Regions from separate parts of the Homo sapiens genome. Here regions 1 and 2 are each linked to region 3. A link is a contact called in ENCODE Hi-C or POLR2A ChIA-PET data. All regions are on one chromosome and are shown on one strand. Each heading gives the region's core, a stretch centred on a gene start or an enhancer-like site at or near the end of the contact. The rest is flanking DNA. Distances are from core to core; before and after follow the strand shown.

Region 1 (3,910 bases), core at 767-3,266, 42 kb before region 3:
TGTATTGTTTGTCCTCTTCGGATTTGTAGATGTTCGTTATATATCCTAAAACCTAGATCCTACTTCTTTGTGACACAGGTCAAAAGCCTAGATGGAAACAATCAAGTCCGCAAAGCCCAGGAGCACATGTGGTAAGAATCTTCCAGTTTTAAATGCCAAGTCTTGCAATTGAGGGAAGTATTTCTGGTAGGTGCTGTGGGTCATTGTTGACTCAACTTGAGTGGGTTTGACAACTGAGAAAAAAATTAAAATGAAATTTAATTCATAAAATGTATGTCCTGTATTCTGCTGTTAAGGAAAAGAATTGATATTTGTGCATCTGGTCTAAGCTATTATTCCTTATATATACATATTCTTACCGTATTAAATGTTTTTTGTTTGTAATACATGAATACTAATTTATGAGCTAGAACTCCATTTAACTTCATGTTAAAATAGAGAGAAAATATACATTTCTCTTCAATTACCATTGGTGTTTCCCAGCAAAAACCTGCCAAGCCCACTCTTTTGTTTAACAGAAAAGGACAATGGAGACGGGTGAGTGAACATGACTTGCCCAGCTCCATACAGGCCATTGTTAATCTGATTAAAATCTGTTTCAGTTGGCTGCCCAGGTCAGGGTGGCGTCCAGTTTGACCTGGGCTTCCTTCTCCCTTCCACGTCACAGCTAAGCATGTAGTGCAGTAAGCGCCCAGTAAGTGCTCTTTTGGAAAAATAGGCCCTTCATCAGCCTAGGTACAAAGGGGAATGCCTAGAAACTGCAGCAGTAGGGTAGGTAGAAGGCGGGTGCTACATAAATCTTTAGTGTTGGTGCAGATAGAGGTGCGGATGGGGCCAGTGTAAGCGCTTTCTTTTTTATTTTATTTATTTATTTATTTAGAGAAGGAGTTTCGCTCTTGTTTATTTATTTATTTATTTTGGAGAAGGAGTTTTGCTCTTGTCACCCAGGCTGGAGTGCAATGGCGTGATCTCGGCTCACTGCAACCTCCGTCTCCTGGGCTCAAGTGATTCTCCTGCCTCAGCCTCCGGAGTAGCTGGGATTACAGGCGCCCAGCTAAATTTTTTGTATTTTTAGTAGAGACAGGGTTTCGCCATATTGGCCAGCCTGGTCTCAAACTCATGACCTCAGGTGATCCATCCGCCTCGGCCTTCCAAAGTGCTGGGTTACAGGTGTGAGCCACCACGCCCAGTCTTTATTTATTTATTTTGAGACGGAGTTTCGCTCTTGTAGCCCACAATGACGCGATCTTGGCTCACTGCAACCTCTGCCTCCTGATTCTCCTGCTTTAACCTCCCGAGTAGCTGGGATTACAAGCGTGCGCCACCACGCCTGGCTAATTTTTGTATTTTTAGTAGAGACGGGGTTTCGCCATGTTGGCCAGGCTGGTCTCGAACTCCTGACCTCAAGCTATCCTCCTACCCTTGGCCTCCCGAAGTGCTGGGTTTATAGGCGTGAGCCACCGAGCCTGGCCCTTAAGAGCTTTATAAATGCCCCCCTTTTAAGTGCTCGGTACTAGCCTCCCTCTAGTTCACAGAGAACATTTACTAGTCGCTGGGGTCACCTTCGAAGCAAAGAGTCTGCTGGGGAATTAAGCATGCAAATCACTTCTCAACGACGACACGCCAAGTGCTCACAGCTCGTCCCCAGGGGAAGCACAGGCGCCTAATTTGTGTTCCTAGGTGACACAGTCATTACTTATAAATGTTCCTGGCCGGTCCCAGGAGGTGGGAGGGTTGGGAGTTACTTCGGTTCTCTCAAAGGTTGGGGAAGGAGAGATCTCGGTTTGTTTTCCCATCTGTGAAACGGGGACACCACGGTATTTAGAGGACGTGCGCGGGTGACTATTTGGGGGTGCAGCGGCTTCCCTCCTCCCTCCCCCATCTTTCCCTTCTCACTTCCAAGGCTTGGAAATTTGGAGATTCGGAAGTTTGTTCTTGGATGGCCAGAAATCCTCCGGAGGCAGACGGTCTGGGGCTGAAACCGCCACAGGCCGGAAAGGTGCGGGCGTGAACGTCCTGCGCGCCGACGTCCCCCCGCGCCGGTCTCCCCTCAATCCTCCTGCTCCCCTCCTCCGCGTCCCCGTCCCCGCCCCCCTCCTGCTCTCCCATTGGCCGAGCCGGCGGCCGGGCCGCCCCGGGATTTAAAGGGCCCGCTCGCCGCGCCGCTCTGGGAGCCGCTGCTGGTCCCGGCCTTGCGGCCTGCGGGGGAGGCTGCCCGGAGGAGGCAGCGGCGGCGGCAGCGCGTCCTCGGTCCCCAGGACCACGGCTTCTTTCCTGCCAGGTAGGTCGCCAGTAGTGCGCACGCGGCTCCCCAGCTCCCATCCCTGGGCCGGCCTCCCCAGGCGGATCTGTAGCGCGAGTGCTAGGACCCCCTCCCCATCACCTTTCCGACTCTCCCTCAGGCTATGTCTCCTACCACCACCTCCTTGCAGCCCCCGGACCTGGGCAGGACTTTGTTGGCGGCCTCTCGCCGGGTGGGGATGAGATGGGGGGCGCGGAGGATACAGGACACCCCCCCTCCCCGTGCCGCCGCATCCATACAAGGAGAGATGCACACGGCCCCCAAGTGTCACAGAATCCCCCTCTCTGCCCTCCACTCAGAGCGACTCTACCTTGGAAACCAGGGATTCCCCTTCCCGTCGCCCGCCCCATTTGATATATGGGCCTGAAATGTATGCCATCCCATCACCATCGGACTGGACTGTTCACAGCACTGGAGAGACAGAGGTCCTTCATTCACTCCAGGTCACAGGCTGTGCGTGTGCATGCCGAACACCCACATGCACACAGTTGGTGGCTCAGTCTGATGTACCTGACTTCTCACGCCTTCCCCCAGTCCTCCAGTACCGTGCCTCTACATGGGCTGGGCAGCCCCAAACTGAAATGTGAGTGCCAGAGTGCATCCTTTAAGCGAGGTCTGCCCCACGGACACCCGCTCCCTCTGTGTCCCTGCTTTGACAGATCTATCCATCTGGCCATCCATCCGTGGGGGTCTGCAATGGCCACCTTTAGCCGCCAGGAATTTTTCCAGCAGCTACTGCAAGGCTGTCTCCTGCCTACTGCCCAGCAGGGCCTTGACCAGATCTGGCTGCTCCTTGCCATCTGCCTCGCCTGCCGCCTCCTCTGGAGGCTCGGTAAGTGCCTGCCATACCGTGTGCCACCATGCCAGGCCATATCAGACCTCCCACATTCATCCATATCGAGCCACACCTTACCCTGTCACATCCTGCCAGGCCCTAGCATGTCCAAGCTGGACCCCAACATGTTCAGCCCCACCACATCCCACCAGGCCAAACCCCATTCCACCATACCACATCCTACTATGCCAGCCACCCCATGCCATGCCACACCGAGCCACATCCTGCCATGCCAAGCCATGCCCTTCAGTATTCCTGAGTTCTGGGATTCCAGAAAGCTGAGATTCTTGGATCTTGGGATTCTGAAATGTCTACATCCCAAGGTTATAAGACATTGGCATGCTGATGTCACAGGGTTATGGAATCCCAAAGTACCATGATTACAGCGTTTGGAGATTCTGACAATTTGAAATTCTCACATTCTAGACTTCTAAAATGTTGGCATTGTGGATTTCTATAATCAGGGCATGATGCGATTTCTGGATTCTAGGATTCTGAAATGTTTCCACAGTCATAGCAGGCCTGTATCTTAATGAAAGATTCCAAGTCCCCAAGATTCCTATAGGAGGCGGAGATTTCTGGAAATCTGAGATCCGAAGGTTCTACACTTTCTTTTTTCTTTCTTTCTTTTTTAATTTTAAATGGATGTTCTATTTTTTCCCAGGTTTATTATTTTGAAATTTTTCAAAGCTACTGAAATGTTGAAAAAATAGTACAGTGAGCACCCACGTATGCATCACCAGATTCTCTGTCAACATCTTGCCACGTTAGCT
Region 2 (3,928 bases), core at 981-3,480, 64 kb before region 3:
TCCATCTCAAAAAAAAGGAAATGAGTCCTAGAGTGTTGCTAGCAGCACTATCTATAGTATATGCCCATTAAATCGTGGTACATTCACCGTGGAGAACTGTACAACAATGACAGTGAACATCCTGCAATTACACCAAATAACACCTTGTAGTTATTCATTAAACTGAACATATATAGGTTTTATGCATTTTCTATATGTCATGGTTCACCATAAAAGGAGGAAATGTCACAAAAATGTTAGCAGCAGAGTTAGCTAGGTGTGGTGGCACATTCCTGCCTGTAATCCCAGCTACTTGGGAGGCTGAGGTGGGAGGATCACTTGAGCTTGGGAGGTTAAGGTTGTCGTGAGCTATGATGGAGCTCCACTGCACTCCAGCCTGGGTGACAGAGCAAGACCCTGTCTCTAAAAAAACAAAACAAAACAAAAAAACTTTCTTTGACTTTTGGTTAGCTGGCAAACTGATACAACTCAGAAACTGCTCAATGTCAGGAAAACCGGAACTTGTTGATGAACTTGTTTTCAAAATATCATCTCATCAACGAGGCCTGGACAAACAAGCCCTGAGGAGGGATCTGCAACAACCCTGAAGACAACAAGGAAAGAAACCATGAAAGTCTGTCTGTACTGCAGTGGGAATTCTTGAGTGAGGTCTTACCTCTTCTTTAAACCTCTTCAGGAGTGTCCTGATTATGTCCAGAATTTTCCCTAAAGGCAGGGATTCTTAACCTGGATAGAAGCCAGGGGTAACCATGAACTTGATGGAAGAAAATGTTACATCTTTATTTTCAGCAATGAAACTGAAATTTAGCCTTACTCCCAAGTTATAAATGCTGGCAACAAATCACAGTAGTAAAAGCAGTACCTGGGATTTTCCCACCAATACAAACCAGTTACAGCAACTGTAATGTAACATAAAAAGGGCATCTTGAAGTATTGTTCATATTTGTCACCTCTTGGAATGATAGCAGATCCTGTAAGTTGATGTATTAATTAAAAAGCCCATATATTACTGCATCTCAATTTTGTTTCAATTTAATATATAGTAATAATTGTAATTCAATGTAATTGGCTTCCATTGTAATTGTGTGTGTGTGTATGTGTATGTATATACTTTTAAAAATATTCTGTGAAGGGGTTCACAGATTTAACCAGATGCCAAAGGGTTCTGCAGAACAAATTTATTTATTTATTTTGAGACAGAATTTCGCTCTGTCACCCAGGCTGGAGTGCAGTGGTGTGATCTTGGCTCACTGCAACCTCTGCCTCCTGGGTTCAAGCGATTCTCCTGCCTCAGCCTCCCGAGTAACTGGGATTACAGGCACCCGCCACCACACCCGGCTAATTTTCGTATTTTTAGTAGAGACGGGGTTTCACCATTTTGTCCAGGCTGGTCTCGAACTCCTGACCTCAGGTGATCCACCCACCTCGGCCTCCCAAAGTGCTGGGATTACATGCGTGAACCACCGCACCCAGACTTCAGAACAAATTTTTTAGGTTAAAAACCTGTCTTAAAGAAACGTCAGGGCCAGGCGTGGTGGCTCACGCCTGTAATCCCAGCACTTTGGGAGGCTGAGGCAAGCGGATCACTTGAGGTCAGGAGTTTGAGACCAGTCTGGCCAACATAGTGAAACCCGTCTCTACCAAAAATACAAAAATTAGCTGGGTGCGGTGGCACATGCCTGTAATCCCAGCTACTCAGGAGACTGAGGCAGGAGAATCACCTGAACCCGGGAGATGAAGGTTACAGTGAGCCGAGGTCGCGCCACTGCACTCCAGCCTGGACGACAGAGTGAGACTCTGTCTCAAAAAAAAAAAGCAATGTCAGAAAGTCTACCTGGACTGCAGTCCTAAATTTCTATAACTTAATGAACAGGAGCTGACAGAAACTCCCCAGCTACACGAACAGAACTGTTTTCTACAGCTTAATCCTGTGTCCTTAGAAATTCACGTACTCTGTGATCCAAGGACTATCCACGCCACAGTCCAGTGACCTCAGGAGTATCCACATACCAGTCTGCGACCCCAGCTGTTTCCACACCTGACTGTGACTCACCCCAGTTACCATGTGTGACCCCAGGAGTATGCACACTCAAGTCTGGGAAAACCATTGTCCAATCTCCAGTCAGAAATGGTGTTTAAATTCTGGAGCGTGTGTTCATAGGCATGTCTACACTCCGGTCTCTGACCACGAAAATAACCACACCCCAGTCTGTGTGACTCCAGGAATGTCCAGACCCCAGTTTGTGTCAGTCTAGGAGTGTCCACACCATGGTGACTTAACCCAGGAGTCTTCTCACCGAAGTCAGTGTGACCACAGGAATGCCCACACCCCAATCTGTGAATATGCACAGCCCAAGAATGTATGGCGGAAGTGTCCACACAAAAGGCCGTGTGACCACAGGCGTAGCCACACCCATTACAGTGCAAATTCAGCAGCGTTCACACGACAGCCTGTGAGACCTCAGGAGTGTCCTCACGCCAGGTTCTGTGAGTCCAGCAGTGGCAATGGCTTGGAGTTTCCATAGCCATCTTAGTGGTGCCATAAATGTGTAGCTCAAACGGTGACCACAGAGGAGTCCACAGCTCAGTCTGTGGTGTCCTGGGAGTGGTTTTGCCCCAGTCCAGCCACCTCAGGAGTGTCCCCACCCAAGTTTTTATGACACAAGTAATGTCCAGTTCCCAGCATATGTGACCCTGGTGTTGTCCAAACCCCATAGTCTCTGGCTATTAGTGTGTCTATACCCATCTTGACGGCCTCAGGCAGGTGCACTCCCCCATCTGTACGACCAGAAGACTATCGACTCCCCTGTCATTGTGACCACAGGAGTGTAAAACTCCAGTGCCAGTGACTACTGGTGGGTCCACATTCCAGTCTGGGTGACCCAGGGGAGGGCACAGCCCTGTCTGTGTGACCATAGGAGTCTTCACACCCCAGTGTCTGTAAACACACAGGAGTCAATTCCCCAGTCAGTGTGACCAGAGGAATGTTCACACCAAATTGTGTGACCACAGGAGTGTCCACACCTATCTGCATGTCCTGAGAGGTGTCTATACTCCAGTGGGTATGACACCAACAGTGTCCACAACAAAGTCTGTGTGACTCCAGGAGTGTCCCTCCCCCCAGTCAGTGGGAGTCTAGAAGGATCTACACCAAGTCTTGGGAGCCCAAGGGTGTCCCTTCGCCAATCTTTGTCACTCAGGGGACATTCACCCCCCAGTCACACAGACGAAGCATATCCACAGCTGGGTCTGTGTGACCCCAGCAGAGTCTACTTCACAAGTCGTGTAACCACAGGAGTGTCCCCAGACGAACCTATGGGAATCCAGGAGTGTCCACATCACAGTCACTTGACCACAGTGGTGCTGACTTCCCAGTTTATGTATCCTTAGCCATGTCCTTTTTCCAGACTGTGTGACCCTAAGTGTCCACACCCCAAACTCGGTGATCCAAGTCACTCCAGTCTGCGTGACTCCAGTGTTGCCCACACACCAATCTGTATGACCCTAAGAGAACACATCCCGGTCTGTGATGCTTCAGCAGTGGCCACACCCTACTCTGTGTGACCCCAGAAGTGGCTACACCACAATCAGCATGACCTCAGGATTTCTTACTCCAAAATCTAGTAACATCATGAGTGTCTACACCCTCACCTGTGTGATTCCAAGAGGATCCACACCCCAGGCTGTGTGACCCTGGGAAGGTCCCTATAGCAGTCAGTGTAAACCTGGGAGTGCACTCTTCCCTGTCAGTGTGAGCTGGGAGGGTGTATCTAGAGGAAGAGTGATCCAGGGAAAGGCGAAGGGCCGGATGTGGTGGCTCACACCTGTAATCCCAACACTTTGGGAGGCCAAGGTGGGTGGATCACCTGAGGTCAGGGGTTTGAGACCAGCCTGGGCAACATGGTGAAACCCCGTCTCTACTAAAAAT
Region 3 (3,897 bases), core at 333-2,832:
TCACTGCAACCTCCGCCTCCTGGGTTCAAGTGATTCTCCTGCCTCAGCCTCCCAAGTAGCTGGGATTACAGGCATGTGCCACTACACCTGGCTACTTTTGTATTTTTAGTAGAGATGGAGTTTCACCATGTTGGTCAGGCTGGTATCGAATTCCTGATCTCAAGTGATCCACCTGCCTGGGCCTCCCAAAGTGGTGGGATTACAGGCATGAGCCACTGTGCCTGGCTGAGTTTCTCCTATTACTTTGGAACATGTTCCCCATCCATAAGCTTATACAAATATTCTATATTTTCTTCTACTATGCTTATTGTTTTCTTTTTTACATATAAATCTTTTCTCTGTCAGCATTGTGATAAGCAGACCTAGCTTTAAAAAAATCAAGATAGTCAATTATGCCAGCATCATTTTTTTTAATTTAATTTTTTTTTTTGAGACGAAGTTTTACTCTTATCGCCCAGGCAGGAGTGCAGTTGCACAATCTCAGCTCACTGCAGCCGCCGTCTCCTGGGTTCAAGCAATTCTCCTGACTCAGCCTCCCAAATAGCTGGGATTACAGGTGCCCGCCACCATGCCTAGCTAATTTTTGTATTTTTAGTAGAGATGAGGTTTTGCCATGTTGGCCAGGTTGGTGTCGAACTTATGACCTCAGGTGATCCACCCACTTCAGCCTCCCAAAGTGCTGAGATTACAGGCATGAGCCACTGCGCCCGGCCTGCCAGCATCATTTATTAAATAATCACCTTTTCTGCAGTGATTCGAAATGCCACGTTTGTCACATATTCAGTTTCCATATATACAAGCTTGGATTTATTTCTGGGCTTTCTATTGCATTCTACCAATGGGCTCTATTTGTCTACTGCTGTGCTAACACCATGTTATTTTTATGACAGTGGTTTTGTGGTCAAATTTTTTTTTTTTTTTGAGATGGAGTCTCGCTCTGTCGCCCAGGCTGGAGTGCAGTGGCGCAATCTCAACTCACTGCAAGCTCCGCCTCCCGGGTTCACGCCATTCTCCTGCCTCAGCCTCCCTAGTAGCTGGGACTACAGGCGATAAGCTTTTGCCATCCTCCCACTGTTCTTTGTCTTAACTTTTTTTTTTTTTTTGGAGATGGAGTCTTGCTCTGTCGCCCAGGCTGGAGTGCAGTGGCACAATCTTGGCTCACTGCAAGCTCCACCTCCTGGGTTCACGCCATTCTCCTGCCTCAGTCTCCCAAGTAGCTGGGACCACAGGCGCTCGCCACCACGCCCGGCTAATGTTTTGTATTTTTAGTAGAGGCAGGGTTTCACCGTGTTAGCTAGGATGATCTCGATCTCCTGACCTCGTGATCCACCCACCTCGGCCTCCCAAAGTGCTGAGATTACAGGCATGAGCCACCGCGCCCAGCCTGTCTTAGCTATTCTTAAATGTGAATTCTTCTATAGAAACCTTAAGATAATTTTATCCGGTTCCAGGAAAAACCCCCATTCAATTTCTGACTGGCATTGCACTGAGTTTATATATTAATTTAGGGTTTGGGAAGTTTGACAATTTTATGATAAGGAAATGCGCGTATCATGAATATTATGTAATACCACAAGCAGGGTCTGGGCCAGCAGCCAAGCAGCCCACAATGAAACACTTGGATGTTTCTTCAGGGAAATGTGTGCATATTCACACTACGTGGGTTATATAAAGACTATATATAGTCTCCTGTCAGTTCAGATCAGGTTTTGCTACTAGGTGAGTTTGTGTTTGTAGACATTCTTTGCCTGTTTTTTGTTTGTTTGTTTGTTTGTTTTTTTGAGACACTCTGTTGCCAGGCTGGAGTGCAGTGGCACAATTCCGGCTCACTGCAACCTCTGCCTCCCAGGTTCAAGCGATTCTCCTGCCTCAGCCTCTTGAGTAGCTGAGATTACAGGCACGCGCCACCACGCCCAGCTAATTTTTGTATTTTTAGTAGAGACGGGGTTTCACCATGTTGGCCAGGACGGTCTCGATCTCTTGACCTTGTGATCCGCCCGCCTTGCTTCTCAAAGTGCTGGGATTACAGGTGTGAGCCACTGCGCCCGGCCTTTTTTTTCCTTTTTTTGAGAGGGAGTCTCACATTGTTGCCCAGGCTGGAGTGCAGTGGCGCGATCTCAGCTCACTGTAACCCCTGCCTCCCAGGTTCAAGCGATTCTCCTTACCTCAGCCTCCCAAGCAGCTGGGATTACAGGCACCTGCCACCACACCTGGCTAATTTTTTTTTGTATTTTTTAGTAGAGATGGGGTTTCACCATGTTGGCCAGGCTGGTCTCAACCTTGTGATCCGCCCACCTCAGCCTCCCAAAGTGCTGGGATTACAGACGTGAGCCACCGCGCCTGGCCTCTGCCTGTTTTATTAGTGGGATTGAGGGGGTGGTTTTTTTAATCAGTATAAAATGTCTCTTTGTGTTAAATGCTTTTGGCCTTGAGTGATGCTTTTTCTGACATTCTCATGGCTACTATTTTTTTCTGTTTGTGTTTACCAGATATACCTTTAGGATTCTTTAATTTTTAACCTTTTTGTGTCACCTAGTTTTAGGTATGTCTCTCATACCTCTCGTAAAAACGTCATAGCAGAATTTATGCTTTTTAAGGCAACTGACAGTGAAATCTTTTTTTTTTCTTTTTGACACGTAGTCTCGCTCTGTCGCCCAGACTGGAGTGCAGTGGCACGATCTCAGCTCGCTGCAACCTCTGCATCCTGGGTTCAAGCAATTCTCCTCCCTCAGCCTCCCGAGTAGCTGGGATTACAGGCACACACCATCATGCCCGGCTAATTTTTTTTTTTTTTTTTTTGAGATGGAGTTTCGCTCTGTCGCCCAGACTGGAGTGCAGTGGCACAATCTTGGCTCGCTGCAACCTCTGCATCCTGGGTTCAAGCAATTCTCCCTCAGCCTCCCGAGTAGCTGGGATTACAGGCGCTCACCATCACACCTGGCTAATTTTTTGTATTTTTAGTAGAGACGGGGTTTCACCGTGTTAGCCAGGATGGTCTCGATCTCCTGACCTCATGATCTGCCTGCCTCGGCCTCCCAAAGTGCTGGGATTATAGTCGTGAGTCACTGCACCCCGCCCCAACAGTGAAATCTTTAGGCCACTTTTTCTCCTTTAATCTCTCCCACTTTTTCTGGCCTTTAAAATGGAGCTTTGGAACACTTGTAATTCTTATTCGTTTTCTGGTCCCTAACCCTTAACTTCTAGCTTTTGCTTAGACAACTTTTTTTTTTTTTTGAGATGGAGTCTTGCTCTGTTGCCCAGGCTGGAGTGCTATGGCACAATCTCAGCTTACCGCAACCTCCTCTTCCCAGGTTCAAGCAATTCTCCTGCCTCAGCCTCTTGAGTAGCTGGGGTAACAGAAGCGCACCACCACACCCGGCTAGTTTTTTTATATTTGGTAGAGATGGGGTTTCACCATGTTGGCCAGGCTGGTCTTGAACTCCTGACCTCAAGTGATTTGCCTGCCTCGGCTTCCCAAAGTGCTGGGATTACAGGCATGAGCCACCACACCCAGCCAATTTTTTTTCTTTTTAAATTCCGGGTTATCATTCTGTTTTCTTACTAACACACTAAGTCACTTATGTTTCAGGAATCCTAATGTAACATATAATATTACAAACCCCCAATCATGTTATCGTTGTCATTTTAACTATAAATATTAAATATGTAATATATATAATATAATATATAATATATAAATATTACCATTTACCTTCCCCTTTGTCTCTCCCTATCTTAAGCCCTTCTAGTCATGCAGGAGTCATTTGCTCAGAGAACTTCTTTGTTCTCCTCCAAAAGTGCATGGGTTAGATGTACTCTAATGGCCAAAAATGTTTTTATTTGGCTGAATAGATCTGTACTGTCTTGGCTGGGTGTGGGGCCCTTGGATCTCAGGTC

What was found. Hi-C counts contacts between places; a loop is a spot of excess contacts on that map. ChIA-PET counts read pairs that join two places held with the same protein, here RNA polymerase II (POLR2A). Pooled maps may share reads with other maps.
Region 1: a pooled map shows a loop between it and region 3 (6-fold over the local background). The contact joins the promoter of PORCN-DT here to the enhancer-like site in region 3. A Hi-C loop is called at or near these places in 2 of 37 single-sample maps with no recorded cell type and 2 of 50 pooled maps. POLR2A ChIA-PET finds 5 or more read pairs at or near these places in 4 of 52 experiments (GM12878, MCF 10A, RWPE1 and 1 more).
Region 2: a pooled map shows a loop between it and region 3 (2.1-fold over the local background). The contact joins two enhancer-like sites. A Hi-C loop is called at or near these places in 4 of 37 single-sample maps with no recorded cell type and 3 of 50 pooled maps. POLR2A ChIA-PET finds 5 or more read pairs at or near these places in 8 of 52 experiments (CD4-positive, alpha-beta T cell, MCF 10A, activated B cell and 5 more).

The regions. Positions count from the first base shown.
Region 1 is chrX:48,506,823-48,510,732 of GRCh38, forward strand. PORCN-DT (PORCN divergent transcript) reads right to left here and starts at 2,017. Exons shown (of 2, transcript NR_135596.1): 1 at 1,897-2,017; 2 at 1-233. PORCN (porcupine O-acyltransferase) reads left to right here and starts at 2,170. Exons shown (of 15, transcript NM_203475.3): 1 at 2,170-2,281; 2 at 2,962-3,134. The coding sequence starts at 2,999. RefSeq lists a silencer at 1,997-2,396.
Region 2 is chrX:48,485,286-48,489,213 of GRCh38, forward strand. FTSJ1 (FtsJ RNA 2'-O-methyltransferase 1) reads left to right here. Exons shown (of 13, transcript NM_012280.4): 13 at 451-1,065. Among named protein-coding and RNA genes, the nearest start is that of FTSJ1, 11 kb to the left of the region's middle. RefSeq lists a silencer at 3,803-3,928. Within about 2 kb of position 2,231, at least 5 of the 41 ENCODE cell types and tissues checked have a DNase peak (open chromatin) inside an H3K27ac peak, as active enhancers do.
Region 3 is chrX:48,549,574-48,553,470 of GRCh38, forward strand. The region is part of intron 3 of TBC1D25 (TBC1 domain family member 25); the gene reads left to right. Among named protein-coding and RNA genes, the nearest start is that of TBC1D25, 12 kb to the left of the region's middle. Within about 2 kb of position 1,583, at least 2 of the 41 ENCODE cell types and tissues checked have a DNase peak (open chromatin) inside an H3K27ac peak, as active enhancers do.